5 separate regions of the Homo sapiens genome follow, and regions 1, 3, 4 and 5 are each linked to region 2. The links are chromatin loops, found by intact Hi-C in ENCODE. Cell type or tissue: PC-3. All regions are shown on one strand. Region 1 has its middle 21 kb from the start of HSPA13. Region 2 overlaps ASMER1 (adipocyte associated metabolic related lncRNA 1). Region 3 overlaps LOC124905047 (a long non-coding RNA gene). Region 4 overlaps LOC105369302 (a long non-coding RNA gene). Region 5 overlaps LOC105369302 (a long non-coding RNA gene).

Region 1 (5,000 bases), 460 kb before region 2:
CATTTTGGCATGCAATCGTTTGGATGTAGTTTGAAGTGGCCTTCAATGTTGACATTTAGCTTCTTAAGAATGAAACAGGGACAGGTGTCCTCACCAGATAGGCCAGGTGGGATCATGCAAAAAGCAGAATCTTTGGAGCCAGACAGACCTGCCTTCACATGCCAATACACAATCTGAGAGAACATTCTCCAGGTCTTGTGAGCCTCAGGCAACTCAGCTACAAAAATTGGGATCACAATCCCTTCTTTGCAGGGCTGTTGCAAGAATGACATAAGAGAAAACCTTTTTTATGCTTAGCAACTAATAGGCACTCATTAATAGTAGCATAGTTATCATTATAACTCTTATCATTATTAGTGTCTACTTTAGATTCTTGTGTAATTCAGGACAAATTCTTCACCTTTTCCTAAGCAGGATTAGATAATAAAAAGAGACAATAACCATTCATTTGCCTTGAGCAATATTTTTCCTTTGATCAGGGAGTGGAGCAAAAGAGGTAGATGGGTAGGTATGGGGTCTCATTACTTTGTTGGTTATCCATAGAAATTAAATGTATTGCTTAGCTTTCTTTCTCATTTATTGTTGGCGTAGACACCAAGTATATAATTTAATTATCATATTGCATGTATGAAATTATATATGAACCATTTTCCTTGTAGCTGAAGTTTGAATCCGAATATTATTAGCAAAGTTACCCAAGTGGAGCCAATCCATATTAGACCACTTACGCTAAAGGCTGCTGCCAAACTAATCTTTTTTAAATAGTGGATTTATCAAATCTCTCTCTTTGAATTTATAAAAACTCATCTTTTTAATGTCCTGATGCATCAAATCTAAACTCTTCTGCCAGGCTTTCAAGAATTTCCCTACACTGATCCCGTTCTTTTTAGCGAAATATTTTTTGCTATTCCCTCAGTCCAATCTCTGCCTTTAGTGAGATATATTCTCTTCCCAGAAACCAGTTGTCACCAGGCTTTGCTTCTTTCCTATTGCTTGTGTTCTTCCCTTTTCCTGAAATAACTTTCGCTGAGATTTCCATGTACTCAGGTCCAGCCTGGGATTCACATGCCCTTTCAGTACTAATTTCCACCATGAACATTTCCCTAACTAGTTTCTAGATATCCCAACTGTCATGTAGAAACTTTTACATGACTTTGGGTCTTCATGTTATGTAGTTCATAACTAAGTGCTGACTTTTCTCATACATTATTATTTATGTGAAATAAAGTGGTCTATACAATTAGAATGTGGGTGCCTTGAAAATAGATTATCTTACAGTTCTGTATCTCTTATAATTCTAAGCACAGTATTGAGCACAGAGTGTTAATAACTACCTGTTAATTACTGAGCTAACTGATTTGGTAAACACCTTTTACATTTGCCCCCATTGTGAATTTAGCCATGTACAATATTTAACTTACTAAGTTAATTTACACTACATGCCATTTTAGATTCTGATTGTGATTATTGGTCCCTGGAATATTTTTAAAATCTTTGTTTTCAAAATATGAAATTGGAGGGTGCTAAATAAAACCCAAATTATATTTTTCTTGCCAAAAGTATATTATCCATAATGTCTTAATTAACTTGAATTATTTAAGGAAAAGGGCTGTATTCTCACTAAGTCAAGATTCTCTTAGGGATAGGAGACCCAACTTATCCTACATAATCACCCGATTAGTCTTCACGTTTGATCCCTCTTAAGTACTATTCTGGTTGCTATGGACACACCCCATCAATCTTGATAATTTTATAACATTAAGAGAAAACAAACCCATATTTATTAGTGGCTTATTATAAGATAAACTTTAAATGTTTCTAGATAATATTTGCATTTCTTTTCTAAAACAAATATCCTAATCTGGCATCTTAGATATATCTGTTTTATAATTTTTTTCATCTGTTTTTTTTTTTTATTGCTTTTCTTTTCATTTCTTTTTTTGAGACAGGAGCTGGCTCTATCACCCAGGCTGGAGTGCAGTGGCGCGATCTGGGCTCACTGCAGCCTTTGCCTCCTGGGCTTAAGTAATCCTCCCATCTCATCCTCTCAACAGGCGCAGCTAAGTTTTTCTTTTCTTTCTTTTTTTTTTTTTTTTTGTATTTTTTTTGTAGAGATGGGGTTTCACCATGTTGCGCAGGCTGATCTCAAACTCCTGGGCTCAAGTGATCTGCCTGCCTCAGCCTCCCAGAGTGCTAGGATTACAGACATGAGCTACCACACCCAGCCTCATCTTTTTGATTACCGTATTATTCTGTACTTTCAGAAAACAAAACTGTTTCTTTTTTCTGGTTAAGGAGTTGTTTGATAGACTTTAGTCTGACTTTTAGTGGCTTATTACACAAAGCAGATTTGATTTAATATATATTAAAATGACATTATCAAAGTTGTCTTGCTGGCAGAAGTTTTTCTCCAGATTCAGTGTGATAACTACACTCCGTTGATTTAATTATTATCATTTTGGTATGAATCTCCTGTCATGTTTATGCTGTGAATTTTCAAGAGATTAGAGACTGTCTGTGGGAGTAGGAGGTAAAAAGTGAATGAGCAAATGTATTTTGAGTGTTTGAACAGTGAAATATACAGTGACCAGCAGGTGTCTCTGTTACACAATGCAGATGAGATTCTCAAAGCTTTTCTAATATTAATCCTACCTTCTCCATCTAACTGAATTCACTTTTCAATTTTAACATTTACATTTGCTTTCTTCTTCAACAACATATAAAGAAACTCTTACCTCTCTCATATCTTTAATCAGGGCTCTGTTTTTATTTTCTTAAAATGCTGTATCCAAGATTATTTCTTAGTGTCTAACTTCTACCCTCTTTTTAAATGTTTATTTTAATTTTTTCTTTAAAATTTTTTTAAAAAAATATAATAGAGACAGGCTTTCACCATGTTGCCCAGGTTGGTCTCAAACTCCTGGACTCAAGGGATTCACCTGCCTCATCCTTCCAAAGTTCTGACATTATAGGTGTGAGCCACTATTCCCAGCCTCTACCCACTTTGTCTAAGTTTATTTTGCACCATTTTATAGAATGAGGGCTGGCTTAAGATCTTTATTTAGAAGCCCTAAGCACTGAAAAGTTTGCAATATCATATCTCCTCATATGTTAATTAAATAAAAAATAGTAAATTATAAAGAAATTGTAAGGAAGTTTGACAAAGTTTAAGATAACTAAAAGTTAAATAACAACTACAGCAGTGTTTTCTTAATATATCAAATGTATTTTTCTTAGAAGTTTGGGGAAAATATCTGATAATCCTATTTTTAGGGAATTTCTAAATTTAGTTTGCCTTTTGTATAACCTATGACTGTATAAAATGAAAAGCCTAGACAGAACCAAGAATTATGCAAAATACCCCTGCCAAGAATTTAAGTCACAGACCAGGCATGTATGAATGGATGAAGGGGGACAAGAGACAGCCAAAGGAAAGCAGAGGAGTGAAAGAGTACATCTAGACACTGCCAGTGGGCATATAATTTCTACTTTCTTTCTAATAAAAATGAAATCTAACACTTACTCACAGTTTATTATGTGCTAAACTTTGTATATACTCTCTTATTTTTCCCTCACAATGGCCCTGCTAAATTGTTGCTGTGATTAATCCCGTAGTAAAATGAATAAACTGAGGCTGAGAGATTAATTCCAAAAGGTTATACAGTCAGAAATCTGCTAACATTTTAAATCCCTATATTGTATTTTGAGAAGGTAGTTCGACACAATATTTGCTTTTCAACTAAAATTTTGCATATGTTTGGCTTAGCATTTGTAAGATTTTTACTAAAGAAATAATAGTGGATAAGTGCAAAAGAGATCTTTGGAGTTTTTATTATAGACTTTCATTACATTGAAATTCCTGATTAATGCTATGGAACCAGACTGACTAACTCTTACAAAAATGTATTTGTTAAGAGGCTCCCAGGAAGTCTCCAGAAGAATGGGAAACAGATTCAGTGGGACTCAAGTTATCAAGGAGGAAGAGGCAAGAAGCACAGTTACAGGCTTGTAGCCAGCAGAGCTGGTTAGGATGCCCTCAGAACTCCATCCCTGTTGGGATGAACAACCTCTAACATTTCCCCCCCGTACTTGATTCAAAGCTCAAGGTTCTAAGTCCCAGGAGAGGGCCTCCAACTGGCCAAATTTAGGTCACATGCTAACACCAGGATGTACAGTAATGAGGAGAGAGAATTTATTTCCACTGGCTTCTGTAGTAGCAGGTGATCACCCAGAATTCTTCTCTGCTAATACTTAAAACAGTGAGAAAGAACTGCCTCCTTTGTTGAAAATTAAGGTTTTATGGGGACTCGACAATGAAGCTGGGCAGACAAAAAAAAAAGTTAGGGGGTAAGTGAGGTGACAAATGACCACTACAACACTTTAACAGTATAAAATTGAAGCATCCTGCAATTGAGGACTAATTAAATCATGTAACATCAATATAATAAAATACAAATAAGCAACTACAAATGAAATTATAGAAAACTATTTACTTATTTATTTTTATTTTAAATTTTTGTGGGTACATAGTAGGTGCATATATTTATAGGGAACACGAAATATTTTGATTCAGGCATAAAATGCATAACAATCACTCCAGGGCAAATAAGGTATCCATCAGTAATATAGTTGGGATATTTGTCTGCCCAAATCTCATGTTGAAATGTAATTCCCAATGTTAGAAGTGGAGCCTGGTGGGAGATATTGGGATCATGGGGGTGGATCCCCCATGAGTGGCTTGGGCCATCCCCTTGGTGACAAGTGTGCTCTTGCTCTGAGTTCACACAAGATCTAGTCGTTTAAAAGTGTGTGGCACCTCCCCCAACCCACTCACTCTCTCTTGCTCCTGCTTTTGCCAGGTGATATGCCTGCTCCTCTGTGCCTTCCTCCAGGAAGCAGATGCTGTTATGCTTCCTGTACGTATAGCTTGCAGAACCATGAGCCAGTTAAACCTCTTTTTTTATAAATTACTCAGTCTCAGGCATTTCTTTATAGCAAAG
Region 2 (5,000 bases):
CTCTCAAAAGGAGGTTCAGAGTGCAACTAGATTTTTATAACTACCATTTAAATCATCAATATAGAATATGCTTCTTTGCTCTTAATTTACTTTTCATTTCTATTTGGTGGGGAGTTCATCATTAAAATCCTCCCTGGAAGGTTTGCAAAGATAGAACTTTGGTTGAGGATGGAGGCAGAGGCAGCACTGGCCAATCCAGACTGCAGGGATCACTTTACAGGTCTTGAGAAAAAATAGTGGTAGGAAGGGAAGTAAGCAGGAGAGAGGAATTAACTAAAGAGAAGTAAAACGTGTCTTGTTTAAACTAGTGGAAGCAATGAAAATTTAGCAGCCATTGTTTGTCTCTTTATTCCTTATTTATAAAACTAAAGAGTAAACTATATTTTTAGGTTAGGTTTTAATTTATGGGAAAGGGAAAGAAACCTAAAAGAAGCCCCCTGCTGGCCACTCTAATTTCTGCCCTATTTGCTCCTTAAAAAAAATAAAAATAAAAATATCCTTACCTTTCCTATATTTTCCTACATTTAAGACATAATTTAACCTTTTATTGTTAACTGAGATTTATCATTGTTATAAATGCAATATACAAATATAAATCTCTAAAGGCATTTCAGTAATTTGTCTTTTATGACAAGAAGAAAATCATCCTTTGAAAGATATGTATCTTGTTTTAAATTTGCATTTAAAAGTCTATCACTAGTAGATTAGTTTTGTTATTTTGCTCTTAATCTGAGCACAAAATAAGTTTGTTTTGATTATCTCAAACTCTGGGAGGTCTTTAAAATTAAATAACAAATCCGAGTTTTATTCAAAATTATTTACAACAGTCTTTTGTCTTATTCTAGAAAATTAAGGGGACTACACATAGCAAAAATCCCGAGGCTGTGTTTGTTTCACGCTGTTACTTGAATCTATGATGAAATCATTTCCTAGGCTTATTCTTTAGAAAATAAAACTCCTTAGGGCAGACTGACCCGAGTTGCACAGGAATGTAAATAAAAATGATTATTTCTCTCTTTACATAAGACAAATATTTTACTACATTGTGTACTATAATAATCTTTCTCATGGCCAACACAGAAATATTAGCATCTACCAAATATGGTTAAATCCTCAAAGCCTACTTATAAAGCAAAAGCAGCACTGGAAATTGACATCACTTACATTTAGTCACATTTTCAAAAGAGCATGATTAATGAAACAGAAGTGTTCTCATGGAGCGTGTGCACCATGTGCTAGTGACAGTTATATCAGAACGAACTACATGTAGCATTTATCTTCCTTTTGCTCTGGTATCTCCCGAGTGAAACGCTTGGGTGTGTATGAAAAGCATAGGGAGAATGACAACTCATTTGGTATTGACTTGGCCTTTGTCCCAGCTCTCTCTTACATCATCAACCCCTTCCTCATCTCTGCTGTCACTGACTTTGAGAAAGCACATGGTTCAGCCATTTGACATCCTCTCTGTAAGACCAGGGATGAGTCTGCTATGCGTAGCTCTGTTTATTAAAACCTCAATTTTAAGAAGGTTACCATTCTACATAAAACCCTTGACCTCTCAGAGTTAGTGGTATGAGCCTAAAAGTTGCCAGGACATGCTAAACTTTTCCTGAGAAAGAGTCCAGTCAACAATTTTATGACAATCCTTCTGACCTGAGCTTTGCTTAATACCATCAAATAAGTCACAGGACAGTCAGGAGATTGGAAATGTATCACTTGATGAGGTTTTTCAGATTGATAACACGAGGGTAAGCAACTGTGTCATCCAGGAGGCTCCAAAGTCCAGGGTCCATTCAGGGCCAACTACAGCAGTGCCCCTTCCTAAGTCCAGGCCATTCACACCAACCGAAGCCCAGCAGGGGGCAGCTTCCCAAAGCTAAATCTAAAAAGACCATAGCCAGCCCAGCTGAAAGTCCCAGGAAAAGGCAATGTTGCCTAACAGTCATGAGACAGCTGGAAAAGTCCCTGCACCTGACACACACTGTTACAGACAGTGCTGCCTCATAGACGTGTAGAAGGCACATCAGGGAGAGTGTCGGGGTCAGGCCAGAAACTTCACATTAAATCAGGGAGGATTTGTTTGGGGCTCACATTTAGACAGAGAACAAAGACTTCTCTGTCATTTTTGTAGTTTTGTTCATTTGTATTTGAAAATAGCAGTTCTCTCTCTGGCCTGACTGCATCCCTTTGATGGTAACTGAAGCTTTCCATTGCAGCGGTGCTCCTGACGGGGGCGACATTGAACCTGCTCAGGGCTCAGGGCTCCTCTTCCCGGCTCTGTGGCCTCCCCGAACATGAGTAACACTATGGCCTGCAAAGATAGGACTTAATTGTCCTTAAAAGGAAAAATGCCTGCATGACCAGAGTTGGACCAAGCCAGAACAGGAGCCCCTGAGAAGTGCTAGGTACATTTTTAACAGTTCCTGTTTACTTTCCATAGGAGATTATGAGAAGAACACAAGAGCACATTTATAAGTAGTTTTCATGATTCATGTTATCACTGAAACCAGATGCTATTCTGAATCAAACAACCCTGAAGTGATGTGCAATTCTAATATCTGCTTAATTAATCAAAATATTCATTAATACGTAAGAAAACACATTCTGTTTGTGTTTTAGAGTACACATTTATCACATGCTCATAAATACTTAAATACAGGAGGTATGCTTGGCAGATAAATTATTAACTTTTCAGAGATCTGCAGATTTTAGAAAGTTTTGGGGGGAAATTAAATTTTAATAAAACAGCATTTTACTTAATTACAGAAAAATCAAATAAAATTATTTTCTAGATTCTGAAAGAAAAACAAATAGATTATAAACTGTAAATGCCCTTTGTCTTATGATAACCTTGCTAGCTTTAGTAATTGTATAATATTATGAACCTTGGGAAACAGTGCAAAGCATCAAAAATCTTATATTAACATATATATTGACTCTAATAAACCTATATCTGTATTAGTGTTTAATATTGATTAAAATTGCTTATAAGTTTATATTAATAGGAAATACATCCTGATTTAGTAGGATTTTAATAACTACAATCATGTATTGCTTAACGATGGGAATATGTTCTGATAAATGCATCAGTAGGCAATTTCATCATGTGAACATCAATATCATGGTGTACTTACACAAACCTAGATGGTATAGCCTACTGCTTCTAAACTACATACCTGTACAGCATGTTACTGTATGTAGATGACTGTAACACAATGGAAAGTATTTATGCATCTCAACATAGAAAAGATACGGTAAAAATATGGTATTATAATCTTATGGAACCATCATCATATATGCAGTCTATTCACTAAAATGTCATTTTGCGTGATAAGGGCATTTACTCCAATATTGCTTTATTAGATTGGCATCCTTGCTGACTCAAGACCCTTTCCTTATGTACTGATGACCACCTATTGATTCTCAGAAAGTCTTATATTCTCACTCTTGTGCCACCCTCAGTTATTTCCCTCTGCCTTTCACAGCTAACTGTCCACTTCACACCACTAATCAACTGCTGTGAACTTGGCTTTTACCTTGATCTCAGCTCTTCCAAAAGTCACCAATCATTTCCTAAATGCAAAATATAATGACCTTTTCCCTGTGTCCATCATACTTTGTATAACATTTGATATTGTAATGAGTTGAATTGAGTCCCTCTCAAAAAAGACAAGTTGAAATCCTAACCTTCAGTATCTCAGAATGTGACCTTATTTGGACACAGAGTTGTGGCAGATGTAATTAGTGATGAAATGAGGTCATACTGGAGCAGAGTTAGCCCCTGATCCAATATTACTGGCATCCTTCTAAGAAGATGGCCATCTGAAAACATATACACAGAGAGGACACACTGTGACAATGAAGGCAGAGATTGGAATTAGGAAGTTGCAAGCCAAGGAGCATCGCAGATTGCCAGGAAACCACCAGAGGTTAAGAAGGGGGCAAGGAAGAATCTCTCAGAAACGTAAGAGAGACTGTGGCCCTGGTGATGCCTTGATTTCAGACTTCTAGCCTCCAGAACTGTGATGTGATCAATTTCTTTGATTTTAGGCAGTTTATGGTGCTTCATTATGGCAGCCCTAGGAAACTGATAGTTACTACTGACCAAGGCTTTATTCTGCACTTACCACAATTTTTTAAATGCTCTTGTCCACAGGGTTCCATACACCATATTTTTCCAGAAGCCTGGCTACAGATTTCATAGGATCACAGGATTCTTTACTGCCTCTCATCTCCTATTTCCTTTTTTTTTTCCAACAGGATTTAACTCTGTGTTGCCCAGGCTGGAGTGCAGTGGCACAGTTATAGGTTCACTGCAGCCTCTCCATCTCCTGGGCTCAAGTGATCATTTTCCCTCAGGTGCCCAAGAAGCTAGAACTACAGGCGTGCATCACCACACCCAGCTAATTTTTATTTTTTCATACAGATAAGGTCTCGCTTTGTTGCCCAGGCTTGTCTCTAACTCCTGGCCTCAAGGGATCATCCTGCCTCAGCCTACCAAAGTGTTGGAGATACAGGCATGCACCAGCATGCCCAGCCTGATATTCCTTGAAATACCTCAAGCCATCCTGTAGTATCAACTACCACAAATATGTGAGGGCTGCTCCAGTTCATATCTACATCTTGAACCTCTCTAAGTCTCCATGGGTCAACCTCCTGTGTTTTCCTGCAGCACACCAAAGTGTGCTCAAAAAAGCAAATGAAAAAGAATACAAAACAGTTGATACTCACTTGCAAAATAAAACCAGATGCAGCTTTCTTTACAAATTGAGAAAGATGTTTTTTAAGCATAATGACTAGTGTTGGCAAATGAACTTGTCCCTCTCAAATATCATGTGAGACTTTGGTTTGATACAATTTTACTGGAGAGTTATTTAGCAATGTGAATCAAGTATTTAAGAATTGTTAATTCCTTTTGACCTAGTAATTTTACTCCTTAGGAATTATCCCAAGAAAATAATCAGACCTGCACCAAAGATTTATATATGGATACATATACA
Region 3 (5,000 bases), 330 kb after region 2:
TGTCAATTACCTTTTCTTTAAACTCTCAATCACCTATTTGAACATGCCACCGGGGATGCTGCTTTGATCCTGCCTGACAACCTTGGTTTCTAGTTTAATATTTTCTCCTCTCCCCTCCGCCCCACACTATGCTGGGTTGAAGCATAAAGGAAATAAAAGATTGCCTTCATGGAAATGGGTCTTATTTCTTTATTTAAAAATTATATTTTATTGGAGATATTTGATAGTTAAGAACTGTAATCTCAGTCTTTTTTTGTGATGACATTGCAATTCCTTTGTAGAACAGTTTAGAAAAACATTGAAATTTTTCCTAGGCGAATTGCTGATAGAACCACATCCCTTTCCAGCTCTTGTCCTTCCTCTGATGAAAATGAAAAGAGGTTATTCTTTGCGATATTGGAGCCACAAAACAACCAGATAAACTCACAAATAAAATCCATCTTAAGAATAAACCAGGAGTCCACAAGTGCAGTATTTCAACTATAACATAGCATGAAGAAAGGGCAGGCTGAAAGAAAAAAAGCCCGTGGGGACGAGTTTTCTTTACATGTCCTACAATAGTTTTTCTTTCATAAAAGTAATGAAAGAAAAGGTGGGGTGGAGTGGCAGTGAGGAGAAGAATGGGTGAGAAGATAAGACACGCATGCCTTGTGCTGAAGAAAAGACTATTTGTACCTAGTACATTGTAGAAATTGTTCAAGAACAGCTCAGCCATGTAAAAATATGACCCTGTAATACTGCCAAGGTCAATCAGACCCATAGTGATTGACTTAGAAAGAGCTGGCCTTACAGGATACCATTGCACAAAGCCTACGAGAGTTTATACGCCTAATTGCTAGCATTTGGAAGGTATTTTTGAATCTTGAGAATTTAATTGTACAAAACTACAGTATAAAACTCATACTTTAGTTTTTTTCTTGGTGGATAAGACTTAAAAGAGATACCATAAAAATGTAAAGTAGATACACAGTCACTCTTTCACGTTATGATATTTTCATTATTTTATTAGCATTTATTCCTGATATTTTTGTTTTAATATTTCTTTGGCGTGGCTTTATTTTCCAAATAGAATTTAAGCTGCATAAGAACAGATATCATGCTTTTTAGTCACCGTTTTTTGAATAAACTAAATTTTGACTCATAAATAATAATTTGTAGAGAGTTGCCTATTAAATGTCAAATTTATATACCTCAAATATGAACAATTACGATGTTCATGAGTAAGAGTAAAGTGTATGCTGAGAGTATGTTTATTTTTATCTTATTCATACAAAAGAATAAAGTAATTCTTTTTAAAAGAAGGGGCCCTTTATATATTTTGTATTATACGTTGAAAAAATACATGTATGTAAAAATTTGCAAGTCCAAAAAAGTACCGAGTTGTAATCAATTTTTCCTTCCAGGGAATCAGGTTTTGGAGGTTTTACATTTTTTTTAGACTTCTGTATTATTTGATTTTTTTTACAAGGAACAAGCATTACTTGTTTAACTTAGAAAAAACTAAAATCATTAACAAAATCTTGTAACATAGTGGCTTTAGAGACAACTATTGAACCAAGTTTGAAGATGTATTTGTAATAAATGGTGATTTGATTTTCCTTCTCTCACTCTTTATATGTTTTTTGTTACCAGAGTAATGGGACTTCTCCCCGATTTCAGCTCCTATCCCCAACTCATTCCAACAATATATTTTGCAACCATCTCTTTACCCATGACCATATACCCTATTAAGATTTTTCTACCCGGTACTATTTCTAGGCTGAGCCAACTTTTAGGTTGTAGAAAATAGTAAAGGGAAAAGGAATAAGGACGGGATAGGATTTAAAAGAACAAAGATATTTGAGGGGAGGACAGGCGAGGGAGAAAGTGACAGAGCCCTAAAATGATCTCTTTTGCAGTCTACCCTCCCCCGAAATCAGTGCACTTAAATGTCTTTTTTTTATGGTGATTTGGGCAATATTTACTAGAGCCAGAAATACCAGAGTATCAAGTATTCCTGTCTGAGCTGGCATTTTGCCTACTAGTCCATGAATTCTCCCACTGGGTACATCCTGAAGCCTTCTTGGAGATTGCAGGTCATAAATGTGCATGATTAATTGCCTATGTTGAAACAAACAAACAAAAAAGTTACCAGAACATTCAGACTAGAAGGTGAAGCAAGATCCTGTTGGGCGACAGAAGAAATCTGTTTGGGAGCCTGACAGTGATGGCTGAAGGAAGAAGATTGAGCTGACTGGAGCTGACTAATACACATTTCTAGTAGGTGGAATAACAAAAGGGATACGACTAGAAAATAGGGGTTTGTTACAAATTGTGAAAGACACCTAATAAATTACAAGGGACACAGGCTATGGGGCAGTGACTTAGATAAAACTAGAAGAGCAAAATGTAAAGCAATTTTTTTGTTTTTTAATTTAATTTAATTTAATTTAATTTAATTTAATTTAATTTAATTTAATTTTTTGAGACAGAGTCTTGCTTAGTTGCCCAGGCTGGAGTGCAGTGGCACAACCTCGGCTCACTGCAAGCTCCGCCTCCCAGGTTCACGCCATTCTCCTGCCTCAGCCTCCCCAGCAGCTGGGACTACAGGCGCCCGCCACCATGCCCTGCTAGTTTTTTGTAGAGACGGGGTTTCACCGTGTTAGCCAGGATGGTCTCCATCTCCTGACCTCGTGATCCACCCGCCTCAGCCTCCCAAAGTGCTGGGATTACAGGCATGAGCCACCGCGCCCGGCCAATGTAAAGCAATTTTTAAGACAAGTCCACAACTTTGTTTCTAAGTAAAATTAACTAATTGAGATGGGAACATAGGGGCAGTATGCTGTCTTCCTTATGTATAGAGATACCCACAGATGTCTACCACCTATGGGTGAGAACAAATAATTAATCATTTTCCAGTTCTGGTTAACAAACTATATTGCCTCCCTTGGAGGTGTACAGTATGTGCATACAAAAACCTGCATTAAATATGTTACAAAAAGTCTGCCCAGAATTGGGCAAAAGAGAGCCCCATGGTGTCCTCAATTGAGGCCATATACTTTTGAAGACCTCACAGTTAACAAATGAAATATGAGAGAATATGATTTAAGATTTCTTTGAATGCCCAAATAGTAAATGAAATTATATGTTCTATAAAGTGCTCCACAAATCCTGGTACAAAAGCAGTCAGTAACTTTTTTTCATTTTCAGTTAACCGCTGTGGGACTATCTTGGTGCATGTTGCACTGCTGTAACAGAATATCAGAGACAGTGTAATTTACAAAGCAAATAGTTTTTTCCTCACAGTTCTGGAGTTTGGAAAGTCCATGATGGAGGGGTTGGAATCTGGTGAGGGAGGAGGGCATCACGTGGGTGAAGGGGAGCAGGAGATTGAACTCACAGCCTGAAGCTTTCTTATAATTGACATGAATCCATTCATGAGGGTAGAGCCCTCATGACCTAAACACCTGTGATTAGGCCCTGCCTCCCAATAGTGTTGCACTGAGGATTAAGTTTCCAGCCCGTGCTTTTTAGGGGACACGTCCAAACTATAGCAAAGACTTACATGTCTTCGTAACTGGAAGTCTAGTATTTTTTTCTTCAGGTTCCCTGTCTTTCCCTTACTCATCGATTCCCTACCCTCTGCAGGCTCATCCAGTCCAAAGTAGGCCAATTCTGGCTACCAGAAAGTGGAAGGATATAGAGGCAAAACAGTGCTCTGCTGCAGCTGATGCCTCTCAAAGATTAGTCCTACACAGTTGGAACAGTGATGACTGGCCCAGAATGCTGCAGTTATCTCACTTCTTCAGTTCTAAGGTTGGCCAAAGGCTGTCCATGTTTGAAGTCCTAGCAATTGCTGTTATACACAAACAGTCCATTCTAAACTGCAAGCTACTAGTAAGGGACCGGAGTAAGGTCCTGGACCCCCGTGGTTTTTCCTCCTCAGTGAGCTACCTAAGGGAGAAGTAACTGATCTTGCTGCCTTTACCCACATCTCTCACATTTACCTTTTGCTCACCTTTCTCAGGGACGCAATCCTCAGTGATTTAGTCAAGGTGCTATATCCTTTTCAGGAAGGTTCCCAAGTAATTCCATGGTTCCATTGTCTCTACCTTTCTAAATCAGGCTACTCTCTGTGACTCCAAAGTGATTTTTCATCCTGGCCTAAGTCATGAACTCCTGGGCATTTTTTTCCCTAAAGAAAAGAAAAACACATCTTCATTTCTGATTGGTTACTGTTGGGTACAGCATCCCTGGACATATGTAGCTTCTGCTTTCAAAATTATAAACAGTAGCTGCTGGGAGCAGTGGCTCACTCCTATAATCCCAGCACTTTGGGAAGGTGAGGGCAGATTGCTTGAGGCCAGGAGTTTGAGACCAGCCTGGCCAGCAGGGAGGAAACCCCATCTCTACTAAAAATACAAAAATTAGCCAGGCATGTGGTGTGCGCCTGTAGTCCCAGCTACTCGGGAAGCTGAGGCATGAGAATTGCTTGAACCGGGGAGGCAGAGGTTGCAGTGAGCCAAGACTGAACCACTGCACTCCAGCCTGGGCCGCAGAGTGAGACTCTATCTCCAAAATAAAAATAAAAAAATTATAAATAGCTGTGACAAAGTACAAACCATTAGCTTTAGATGTCTTAAAACCTTAGGATGACGGTTCTCTACAAAGTAGAACTTTGTACTCATTTGAATGTTTTTGGATGTAAATTACAGAAATCCAGCAAAAGCAAAGCAAAGCAAACAAACAAAAAAGTAGCCAAGTGTGGTGGCTCATGCTTGTAATGCCAGAACTTGGAGAGGCCAAGGCAGGAGAATCACTTGAGCCCAGGAGTTTGCAACCAGCCTTGCCAGCATAGTGAGACCCTGTCTTTAAAAAATTTTAAAAATTAGCTGGGTGTAGTGGTTTGTGCCTATAGTCCCAACTACTTGGGAGGCTGAGGCAGGAGGATAGCTTCAGCCTGGGTGGTTGAGACTGCAGTGAGCTATGATTGATCACAACACTGCACTCCAGCCTGGGCA
Region 4 (5,000 bases), 690 kb after region 2:
TTTTTTTTAAGTAAATTTCAGGGTACATGTGCAAGATGTTCAGGTTTATTACATAGGTAAACATGTGCAAATTTCTTGTATCAAAGAGGACCATATGACAAGGCATCTCTGGAACCCAACCAGAACAGTTTTGCAGTTGTCAACCAAGCCACCCAGAAACAAAAGGAACAAGAAAGCAATGTTGACCATCTTGAACTAAGAACCAGGGACCTCCCCTGTTCGCACAGAATAATGTGAATTAAACTGACTGATTCACAGTAAGTTAATATGGAATAAAGTTTCACCTACCTTCTTACATGAAGGTAAGAAATGAGTTCAAGTAATGACTGATATTGGATGTCCTGCCGGTCAGATAATTGGGAACTCAGACACAGAGTACATTTGGTTTAGAAAAATAGAATATGGCATTCTTATTATTGCCAGCATAACACAGAACATACTGATATCGACTACATATCTTCAAAATATATAATACGTTTTATTCTTTTCCTTCTCTGACTTCCTAATATTGCAACCTTCCTGCTCAAAAGCCTTAAATAGTTCAGCAATTCTGAGCCTGGTATTAAAGATCCCTCCCCCTACTCCTACACTAAGATCTGATTCAATTTTACCTTTGGTAGTTTATTATTAAATATTAACTTTTACATATTATGATTTCCAGCTGAATTATATTTTGTGTTCCCTGTTATTAAATATTTTTATAATGTTTTCCTGCTTTGAAAGTCTTTTTTCACCCCATCTTTATACCTCTAAATTCTACCTATATTCAAGGTCTTTTGCAAATCCTATTTTTTTCATAAATTCTTCCCTGATCTTTCCAACTGAATTATTGGGGAACCCCCACTCTATTTACATAGATCTTTTATTGCTATAGTCTTCTCACAGTTTATCAGTCAGGTGCAGTCAGAAAAAAACAGAAACCACACTAGGGACTCCAACAAGGAGGATTTAATATAGGGGCTGGTTATACAGATGTTTGAGGGATGAAAGAGCAACAGAAAACACTAAAGGTTAGCATGAAATAACAAGCAGCTATTTCTCATACAGCTGGAAGAATAAAAAAAGAAGAGGTTAGACTATTAAAGCTTAGGATCTCACAAAAGAGGACTTACATAACTGTGACTTGGATTTTTTTTTTTTTCAAAAAACAGGGTCTTGCTCTGTCACCCAGGGTGGGTGGCATTGGCATGAACATAGTTCATTGCAGCCTTGAAATCCTGGGCTCAAAAGACCCTCCTGTCTCAGCCTCCTGAGTAGCTAGGACTACAGGCAGGCATCAGCACACCTGGCTAATTATTATTATCATTATTTTATTTTGTAGACAGTGTCTCACTATATTGTCAGGTTGATCTCCAACTCCCAGCCTCATGCTATCTTCCTGCTTCTGCCTCACTGGGATTTCAGGCATAAGCCAACACAACTGGCAGGACTCAAACTTCTAAAGAGTAGGCAATGCTTGACGGTGGTTAGTTCTTATGAAGGAGAGCAACAAACTGGTTTGGGAATTTGAAGGCAGTTGGACATTGAAACCAACTGGCACTCTTAAGATAACTGTTTCTGCAGGGATGAAATGTTATTGCTGGAGAAAGCTGTCACCATGCAGGTGAGAGCAAGAATAACAAACAGGAAACAGGAGGTCCTTCCTCCTTTCTTCCTGTGTTCCAGTCACTCTAGTGTTTCTTGGTAGAACCCAACAGGAGGCCAGCTGGCAAATAAATCAGGGAAATGTTTGCTGTGTCTTTAGCCACAGAATGGTAAGGCATTCTGGAAGACAAGTGAGGAAAGTTTTCTGAGGTGGCAATTCCTTCTGTAGCTTTAAATTTTTATCATATAGAAGTCAAAGGCCAGGTGCGGTGGCTCACGCCTGTAATCCCAGCACTTTGGGAGGCCAAGGCGAGCAGATCACTTGAGGTCTGGAGTTCAAGACCAGCCTGGCCTATATGGTGAAACCCCTTCTCTACTAAAAATACAAAAATTAGCCAATGTGGTGGTGGGCATCTGTAATCCCAGCTACCACTGAAGGCCACTAGAGTCATCCAAAGCATGTTGGTGCAACAGGATCCATATTTGCCAGAGGGATCTCTCTCAAGACCTTGGCAAGGCCAGACTCCACAGTGGGAGATTCCCCTCCACAGACACTGAAATGTCTTTGAAAATTGCAACAGTTCATTTTCTCTCTTGCTCGATGATTTCTTGTGTCATTCCAACTTTATAGCTTATGCAATTTACTTTTTTCTCTCTCTCTTTTCAAAGAAGAGAGATCCCTCTAGTGGTTTGAGTGAGTCTCTGTTTTTCAGTAACCAGAGAGAACATGGAGAGAGAGCTCTTTTAATTTCCAAAGAGCTATGAGAGTTGATGAGCTGGGAGGAGAAAGAGATGAGCTGCAATAATAGGAGACACAAAGAAGCATGACTTGATGACGCTCATACAGTACCTTTCTTTGCTGTGCTGGCAGCAATCAAGGAATTTTATGAACCTTTAGAGACTTGTAAGATCCTTGCTACTGGTTTATCAGGATCTTTCTGATTATCATTTATGATTTATTCCCATTTTCTCATTCCTGTTATTTCAGTTCATTTTTCCGCTATCTGCATTGCTTTTGGAGGACGCAAATTCCCCTCACATAATTGCCAAGTCCATGTACAGTTTCCATGCATGATTCTATATGGAAGTAGTTGATGAAAAAGAGTTGGTTAGCATGCTAATCAGTGTATTAGAAGGAAAGACTCAAGAAAATCCATTTGCATTTCTGGTTTTGTGAATTTTACTTCATTACAATGAGAGAGGAGGGTGACGGGATGGGCCACTTTCTCTCTCTTCAATTCTAATGAAGCAGCTGGAAAGATTTAAAAAATCATTCTGCATAGTCAAAGTCAATTAAAAGAAGAACACTAGCAACCTGCAATTATTTATATTTTTTTAAAAAGATGCTTGATATTTAATTGGCTAAATAAAGTCTGCCTATATATCAGTAACATTTTAACTAAGAATCCCACTGCAGACATTTAGCCAAAGTAGCTAACATGTTTGATATTCCAGCTTTGAAGGGTTGGTTGGTTAAGCCTAAGGATATACTTTCTGTCCCCTCCAACAATGACCAAGTGGAAGATCTTAAGAATGGGTCTAGTTTCTTCCTGGTTTAGTCTTGGGAGGGTGTATGTGTCAAGGAACAGGCTCTGAAATTGTGGCAATAATCAATAGCTTACCAACCAAAAAGAGTCCAGGACCAGATGGATTCACAGCCGAATTCTACCAGAGGTACAAGGAGGAACTGGTACCATTCCTTCTGAAACTATTCCAATCAATAGAAAAAGAGGGAATCCTCCCTAACTCATTTTATGAGGCCAGCATCATCCTGATACCAAAGCCGGGCAGAGACACAACCAAAAAAGAGAATTTTAGACCAATATCCTTGATGAACATTGATGCAAAAATCCTCAATAAAATACTGGCAAACCGAATCCAGCAGCATATCAAAAAGCTTATCCACCATGATCAAGTGGGCTTCATCCCTGGGATGCAAGGCTGGTTCAATATACGCAAATCAATAAATGTAATCCAGCATATAAACAGAACCAAAGACAAAAACCACATGATTATCTCAATAGATGCAGAAAAGGCCTTTGACAAAATTCAACAACCCTTCATGCTAAAAGCTCTCAATAAATTAGGTATTGATGGGATGCATCTCAAAATAATAAGAGCTATGTATGACAAACCCACAGCCAATATCATACTGAATGGGCAAAAACTGGAAGCATTCCCTTTGAAAACTGGCACAAGACAGGGATGCCCTCTCTCATCACTCCTATTCAACATAGTGTTGGAAGTTCTGGCCAGGGCAATTAGGCAGGAGAAGGAAATAAACGGTATTCAATTAGGAAAAGAGGAAGTCAAATTGTCCCTGTTTACAGATGACATGATTGTATATCTAGAAAACCCCATTGTCTCAGCCCAAAATCTCCTTAAGCTGATAAGCAACTTCAGCAAAGTCTCAGGATACAAAATCAATGTACAAAAATCACAAGCATTCTTATACACCAATAACAGACAAACAGAGAGCCAAATCATGAGTGAACTCCCATTCACAATTGCTTCAAAGCGAATAAAATACCTAGGAATCCAACTTACAAGGGATGTGAAGGACCTCTTCAAGGAGAACTACAAACCACTGCTCAATGAAATAAAAGAGGATACAAACAAATGGAAGAACATTCCATGCTCATGGGTAGGAAGAATCAATATCATGAAAATGGCCATACTGCCCAAGGTAATTTATAGATTCAATGCCATCCCCATCAAGCTACCAATGACTTTCTTCACAGAATTGGAAAAAACTACTTTCAAGTTCATATGGAACCAAAAAAGAGCCCGCATCGTGAAGTCAATCCTAAGCCAAAAGAACAAAGCTGAAGGCATCACGCTACCTGACTTCAAACTATACTACAAGGCTACAGTAACCAAAACAGCATGGTACTGGTACCAAAACAAAGATATAGATGAATGGAACAGAACAGAGCCCTCAGAAATAACGCCGCATATCTACAACTATCTGATCTTTGACAAACCTGAGAAAAACAAGCAATGGGGAAAGGATTCCCTATTTAATAAATGGTGCTGGGAAAACTGGCTAGCCATATGTAGAAAGCTGAAACTGGATCCCTTCCTTACACCTTATACAAAAATTAATTCAAGATGGATTAAAGACTTAAACGTTAGACCTAAAACCATAAAAACCCTAGAAGAAAACCTAGGCAATACCATTCAGGACATAGGCATGGGCAAGGACTTCATGTCTAAAACACCAAAAGCAATGGCAACAAAAGCCAAAATTGACAAATGGGATCTAATTAAACTAAAGAGCTTCTGCACAGCAAAAGAAACTACCATCAGAGTGAACAGGCAACCTACACAATGGGAGAAAATTTTCGCAACCTACTCATCTGACAAAGAGCTAATATCCAGAATCTACAATGAACTCCAACAAATTTACAAGAAAA
Region 5 (5,000 bases), 730 kb after region 2:
AGAATCTAACTGTGGATTTTTCCTCTTCTGTGAGGCAGGATGTGAGAAATCAAAGTATTGGATTAGGAATTAGGCGAGTAGTGCCACTAACAACATGTGCAGCCTGGAAAAATCCAGTCTCTCAAAGCCTCAGTCTCTCCATTGGTAATCAGTTTGACAGTATGATGGCTACATTTTTCAGCATTTCTAACTATATTGCTCTCTTTAAAAACAAAGACTGATATGGAGAATGAGTAGGTAACAGAGCACCAGTATTCCCAAGAAGATATATGCCCAAGAAAATGAATCCTCTCTTGGGCATACATCTTCTTCTGTAAATGGGAATCTATTTACAGATTTTATTTATTTATTTTTCTTGAGACAGAGTCTCACTCTGTCCCTCAGGCTGGAGTGTAGTGATGCGATCTTGGGATCTTGGCTCACTGCAACCTCCGCCTCTTGGGTTTAAGCAATTCTTGTGCCTCAGCTTCTTGAGTACCTGAGAATTCAGGTGTGCGCCACCACACCCGGCTACTTTTTGTGTAGAGATGGAGTTTCACCATGTTGGCCAGGCTGGTCTCACACTCCTGACCTCATGTGGTCCACCCCACCTTGGCCTCCTGGAGTGCTAGGATTACAAGCGTGAGCCACCACGCCCGGCCTATTTACAGATTTATGCTATCTATTTTTCTACTATTGAACACTCAAATTCTAATCCATGGAAATTCCATTTATATATTGAAGAGTAAGCACACAGAACATTGTTCACATTGCTACTGTTAGTATTTTTTACCGGGACTTATAACATCACCTGTTAGGTCAACATTGATCCACCAGTCAACACAATTTGTTTGTATTTTTGCTTTCTTTAATCCATAATTTAATTCTCTTAACCCCCCTGGGAAAAATCCGTAGGCATCACTTTGAAGTTTATTTCTCATAATCTTTTAAAACATAGGTCATTAAGTGACTGTGTTTCCATTTAGAGGATTAATCCTCTGTGTGTTTTCTAATTCCTTAGGCTGACTAGTCTTGTCATCTCAATAGCCATTAATATCTTACCCAGAGAACGGAAGCTTAAAGAAAGCTGTTGAAGATTTAAGATAATCTATAAGTTTGGATAGTTTTTTTTATTTATCATATTCATTTATTTATTTGAGACAAGAGTCTTGCTCTGTCACCCAGGCTGGAGTGCAGTGATGCGATCTCGGCTCACTGCAATCTCTGTCTCCCCAGTTCAAGCGATTCTCATGCCTCACCCTCCGGAGTAGCTGGGATTACAATCGTGTCCCACCACACCTGGCTAATTTTTGTATTTTTATTAGAGATGAGGTTTCACTGTGTTGGCCTGACCTCAAGTGATCCACCCACCTCAGCCTCCCAAAGTGCTGGGATTATAGGCGTGAGCCACTGTGCCTGGCCAAAGGTTTTAAAATTGTAAAGACCTGTAACATTAACCTTTGCATAGAGAAACACATAGTGGGGTTACTAGATCTGTATGTTTCACAGACTTCTGAGAGAGCTCAAGCCCCAGGAAAATAATGAAATCAAACTTTAGTGTCCAAAATTTCTTAGTAGTTTTTTATGAAAGTCTGCAAGGAAAAGAAATAGCAACATTGAGCACTTACTATTTGACAAGTCCTTTCTGTATATTAGCCTGCTTTATCTTATCTTAGCCCTAAAAGTGTCATGAGTCCTGGTTCACATATAAAGAAACCGAGGCTTAGCAATGTAAGGATTCTTCCTTTGACTCTTTCTATGACAGGTAGTCAACAGCAAAATCAGTATTCCAACACTAGTCTATAAAACTCTAAAATTGATGTTTTCACTCTGTCACTGCTTCTCTTGCAAAACCTATTAGATATTCCCTTTATTTCTGCCCTTCATGCTTCTTTCTCTCTATTGATTGATTGATTGATTGAGACAGGGTTTCACTCCCATTGCCCAGGCTAGAGTGCAGTGGCGCGATCTCAGCTCACTACAACCTCCACCTCCCCAGTTCAAACACTCCTGTCTCAGCCTCCAGAGTAACTGGGACTACAGGCATGGACCACTATGCCCTGCTGATTTTTATACTTTTAGTAGAGATGGGGTTTCACCATGTTGGCCAGGCTGGTCTTGAACTCCTGACCTCAAGTGATCTGCCCACCTTGGCCCCCCAAAGTACTGGGATTACAGGTGTGAGCCACAGTGCCCGATCACTCTCTCCATCTTTAAACTCAAAGGTGAAGACTTTTTAGTTAAATTTTCTTCCAGCTACCAAGCTTCTGCTAATAAAATAATTTTTGTTTTATTAGAGTTAGCATTTATTGAGAACTATGTGGCCTAAACTGCACTGTAGGGTTTGGCACTATAAGAATAGCGTTTACAGATTTGAAAACAAAGGCTAAAAAGATTTAGTAATTGCCTACGATGAGCTTGTTGGTGAGTTCTCAAGAAAAAAATTCAATCCCTTATCCATGTAACTATAGAGTGTGCAGTTAGCCACTATTTAAAAATCTAAGCCTCAGGAAGAAAATATATATTAAAATTTCTTTTATTTCAAGTAGAGGGGATTTAATTAAATTTGTATTTTTCAAAGAGATTTGGTTGCTTATCTCTATTCTGAAAATTCTCTTCAGCCTTTTGCTTTTTGAAAAACGATTTGCACTATGCCTAAGAAAAACAAGAACCAAACAAAATGCCACTGATATTATGGTATACCACTGCCATCTAATGGCCACTACGGCTAACAAATTGCAAATGTTTTATGATTGAAAATGACCAATGTACAATTATTAAAATATGGAGATGCAAGGTTGAATTTGAAGGGAAATGCTAGAGTAGTGTAATTTGATTTTATTACTTACTGTGGATCTGAGCCATCCCAAGAGTAAATACACAGTTTTAGCTCTTCCTGCGTGTGTCATGAAGTGAACATTAGTGTTAGAGGCCTTTAAACAATGAATTGTAAAAAGCAAACACACCATGTGCAGTTGGGAATTTTGCTTTAAATTTTGTAAACTTTTTGGGTAAGCACGATTTTAAGTCGCATCTATATATTTCAAAAACATTTTGGAATTAGCTGTGTGAATGCCATGCTGGGCTTGGTGACTGATACATACACTGAGCAAAACCAACTGGTGTTTTGGTCCATAGTAGCATGGATGGTACTACCGGATACAGCATTTTGGATTTTTATTGCATGTAGATTAATGTAACACTTCATTTATCATTTGTTTGTTTGTAAATTTGTTCAAACACTTCTTTATTTGTTAGCTTATTTAAACCACTTGTGCCAGAGATGCCTGTCCATTTTGCATGGAGAAACCAGAGATTTTGGATTCAGATATGTTTAGAACCATGAGTTGGAAGGACATTCAGTTACTCATTTAGCAAATATTTATTGAGTTTTGGTGAGGTGTTGCACACAGAGTAAACATGACATACTCTTCTTCCCTTCAAAGTAATTGTAGAAGTATCAAGTAACTATAGAAAGCAGAAACACAGATAGGCAAACAGAAGACAAAATATGGCTAGTGGGATTGAGGACATGTTACCCCAACATGTGAGACCTTGGCTTTTGAGAAAACAGCAGAGGCAGAAAGGTCACTCTCACTTTCCCATCACACTTTTCTCCTAAAGCAGACTACAAAATCCAGCGAGCTTACTCTTTGACCTTCTCTAGACCCTCATTTCAGAGGCATCCTCCCTATACCAGGAGGAGAGAAACAGGGACACAGAAAAGAATCTGCACAAGCAGAACTTGCTAAATCCCCCCTCCCCCAGTTTATTATCACTAGATTATGCCCTCTGTCCAATCACAATTCTTGACAACTGTTCACTCTTAATCAAACTGAAGCATTAAAATACATAAGCTTACCTGTTTGCGGGATCTTCAAATTTCTGAAGCCTCCTCTCTTACATAAAATTTATATTAAATGAATTTAAATCCTACTCAAACTATTCCTAAAAATAGTTGAAGAGGGAATATTTCCAAACTCACTCTATGAGGCCGGTATTACCCTGATATCAAAACCAGACAAAGAAACAACAACAAAAAAGAGAAAACTACAGGTCAATATCTCTGATGTATATTGATGCAAAAATCCTCAACAAAATTCCAGCAAACTGAATTCAACAATACATTACAATGATTATTTATCATGACCAAGTGGGATTTATCCCTGGGATCTAAGGATGGTTCAACACACAGAAAATCAATCAGCATGCCACATCATATCAACAGAATGAAGAATAAAACCATATGATCATTTCAATTGATGTAGAAAAAGCATTCGAAAAAATTCAATATCCCTTCATGATAAAAACCCTCAAAAAACTGGGTATAGAAGGAACATACCTCAACATAATAAAAGCCATATATGACAGACCCACAGCTAGTATCATACTGAATGGGGAAAAACTGAAAGCCTTTTCTCTAAGATCTGGAACATGGCATGGATGCCCACTGTCACTACTGTTATTCTTCATAATACTGGAAGTCCTAGCCAGAGCATTCAGACAAGAGAAAGATGTAAAGGGCTCCAAATTAGAAAGGAAGAAATCAGATTATCCTTGTTTGCAGATGATATGATCTTATATTTGGAAATACCTAAAGATTTCACAAGAAAGCTATAAGTACTGTTAAATTTACTGATAAATTCAGTAAAGTTGCAGGATATAAAATCAACATACGAAAATCATTAGCATTTCTATATTCCAACAGTGAACAATGTGAGAAAGAAATAAAAAATAGTCCCACTTACAATAGCAATACATAAAATTAGATACCCAGGAATTAATTTAACCAAATAAGTGAAAGATCTGTATAATGAAAACTATAAAACACTGATGAAGGAAATTGAAGAGGACACCAAAAAATGGAAAAATATTCCATGTTCATGGATTGGAAGAATCAATATTGTTAAAATGTCCCTACTACCCAAAGCAATCTACAGATTCAATGCAATTTCTGTCAAAATACCAATGACATTCATCACAGAAAAAGAAAAAAAATTCCTAACAATTATATGGAACAA

What was found. A loop is a pair of places that touch in the nucleus more often than their neighbours do. Peaks named below come from ENCODE experiments on the same cell type or tissue, not always from the same donor. Only the 100,000 strongest peaks of a DNase experiment are listed, where the experiment ranks them.
Region 1: a loop joins it to region 2, with 10 times the contacts of the local background. A loop is called at or near these places in 20 of 110 quality-filtered maps.
Region 3: it touches region 2 in a loop (5-fold over the local background); 2 of 110 quality-filtered maps call a loop at or near these places.
Region 4: it touches region 2 in a loop (5-fold over the local background); 9 of 110 quality-filtered maps call a loop at or near these places.
Region 5: it touches region 2 in a loop (5-fold over the local background); 36 of 110 quality-filtered maps call a loop at or near these places.

Annotation. Positions count from the first base shown.
Region 1 is chr21:14,401,316-14,406,315 of GRCh38, forward strand. No RefSeq gene overlaps it. Among named protein-coding and RNA genes, the nearest start is that of HSPA13, 21 kb to the left of the region's middle. In PC-3, a CTCF peak has its summit at 2,588 (motif pointing right); no DNase peak of the experiment used is centred here.
Region 2 is chr21:14,862,565-14,867,564 of GRCh38, forward strand. The region is part of intron 1 of ASMER1 (adipocyte associated metabolic related lncRNA 1); the gene reads right to left. Among named protein-coding and RNA genes, the nearest start is that of ASMER1, 54 kb to the right of the region's middle. RefSeq lists an enhancer at 2,114-2,163. In PC-3, CTCF peaks have their summits at 449 (motif pointing left), 648 and 2,200; DNase peaks (open chromatin) are centred at 1,907 and 2,267; H3K27ac peaks cover 1,316 bases.
Region 3 is chr21:15,190,339-15,195,338 of GRCh38, forward strand. LOC124905047 (a long non-coding RNA gene) reads left to right here. Exons shown (of 2, transcript XR_007067916.1): 2 at 1-168. Among named protein-coding and RNA genes, the nearest start is that of LINC02920, 130 kb to the left of the region's middle. In PC-3, no CTCF peak of the experiment used is centred here; a DNase peak (open chromatin) is centred at 2,083; H3K4me3 peaks cover 1,639 bases; H3K27ac peaks cover 2,803 bases.
Region 4 is chr21:15,551,038-15,556,037 of GRCh38, forward strand. The region is part of intron 2 of LOC105369302 (a long non-coding RNA gene); the gene reads right to left. Among named protein-coding and RNA genes, the nearest start is that of USP25, 180 kb to the right of the region's middle. In PC-3, a CTCF peak has its summit at 2,263 (motif pointing left); no DNase peak of the experiment used is centred here.
Region 5 is chr21:15,589,784-15,594,783 of GRCh38, forward strand. All of the region lies in intron 1 of LOC105369302 (a long non-coding RNA gene), which reads right to left. Among named protein-coding and RNA genes, the nearest start is that of USP25, 140 kb to the right of the region's middle. In PC-3, a CTCF peak has its summit at 2,708 (motif pointing left); DNase peaks (open chromatin) are centred at 2,778 and 3,368; H3K4me3 peaks cover 996 bases; H3K27ac peaks cover 1,331 bases.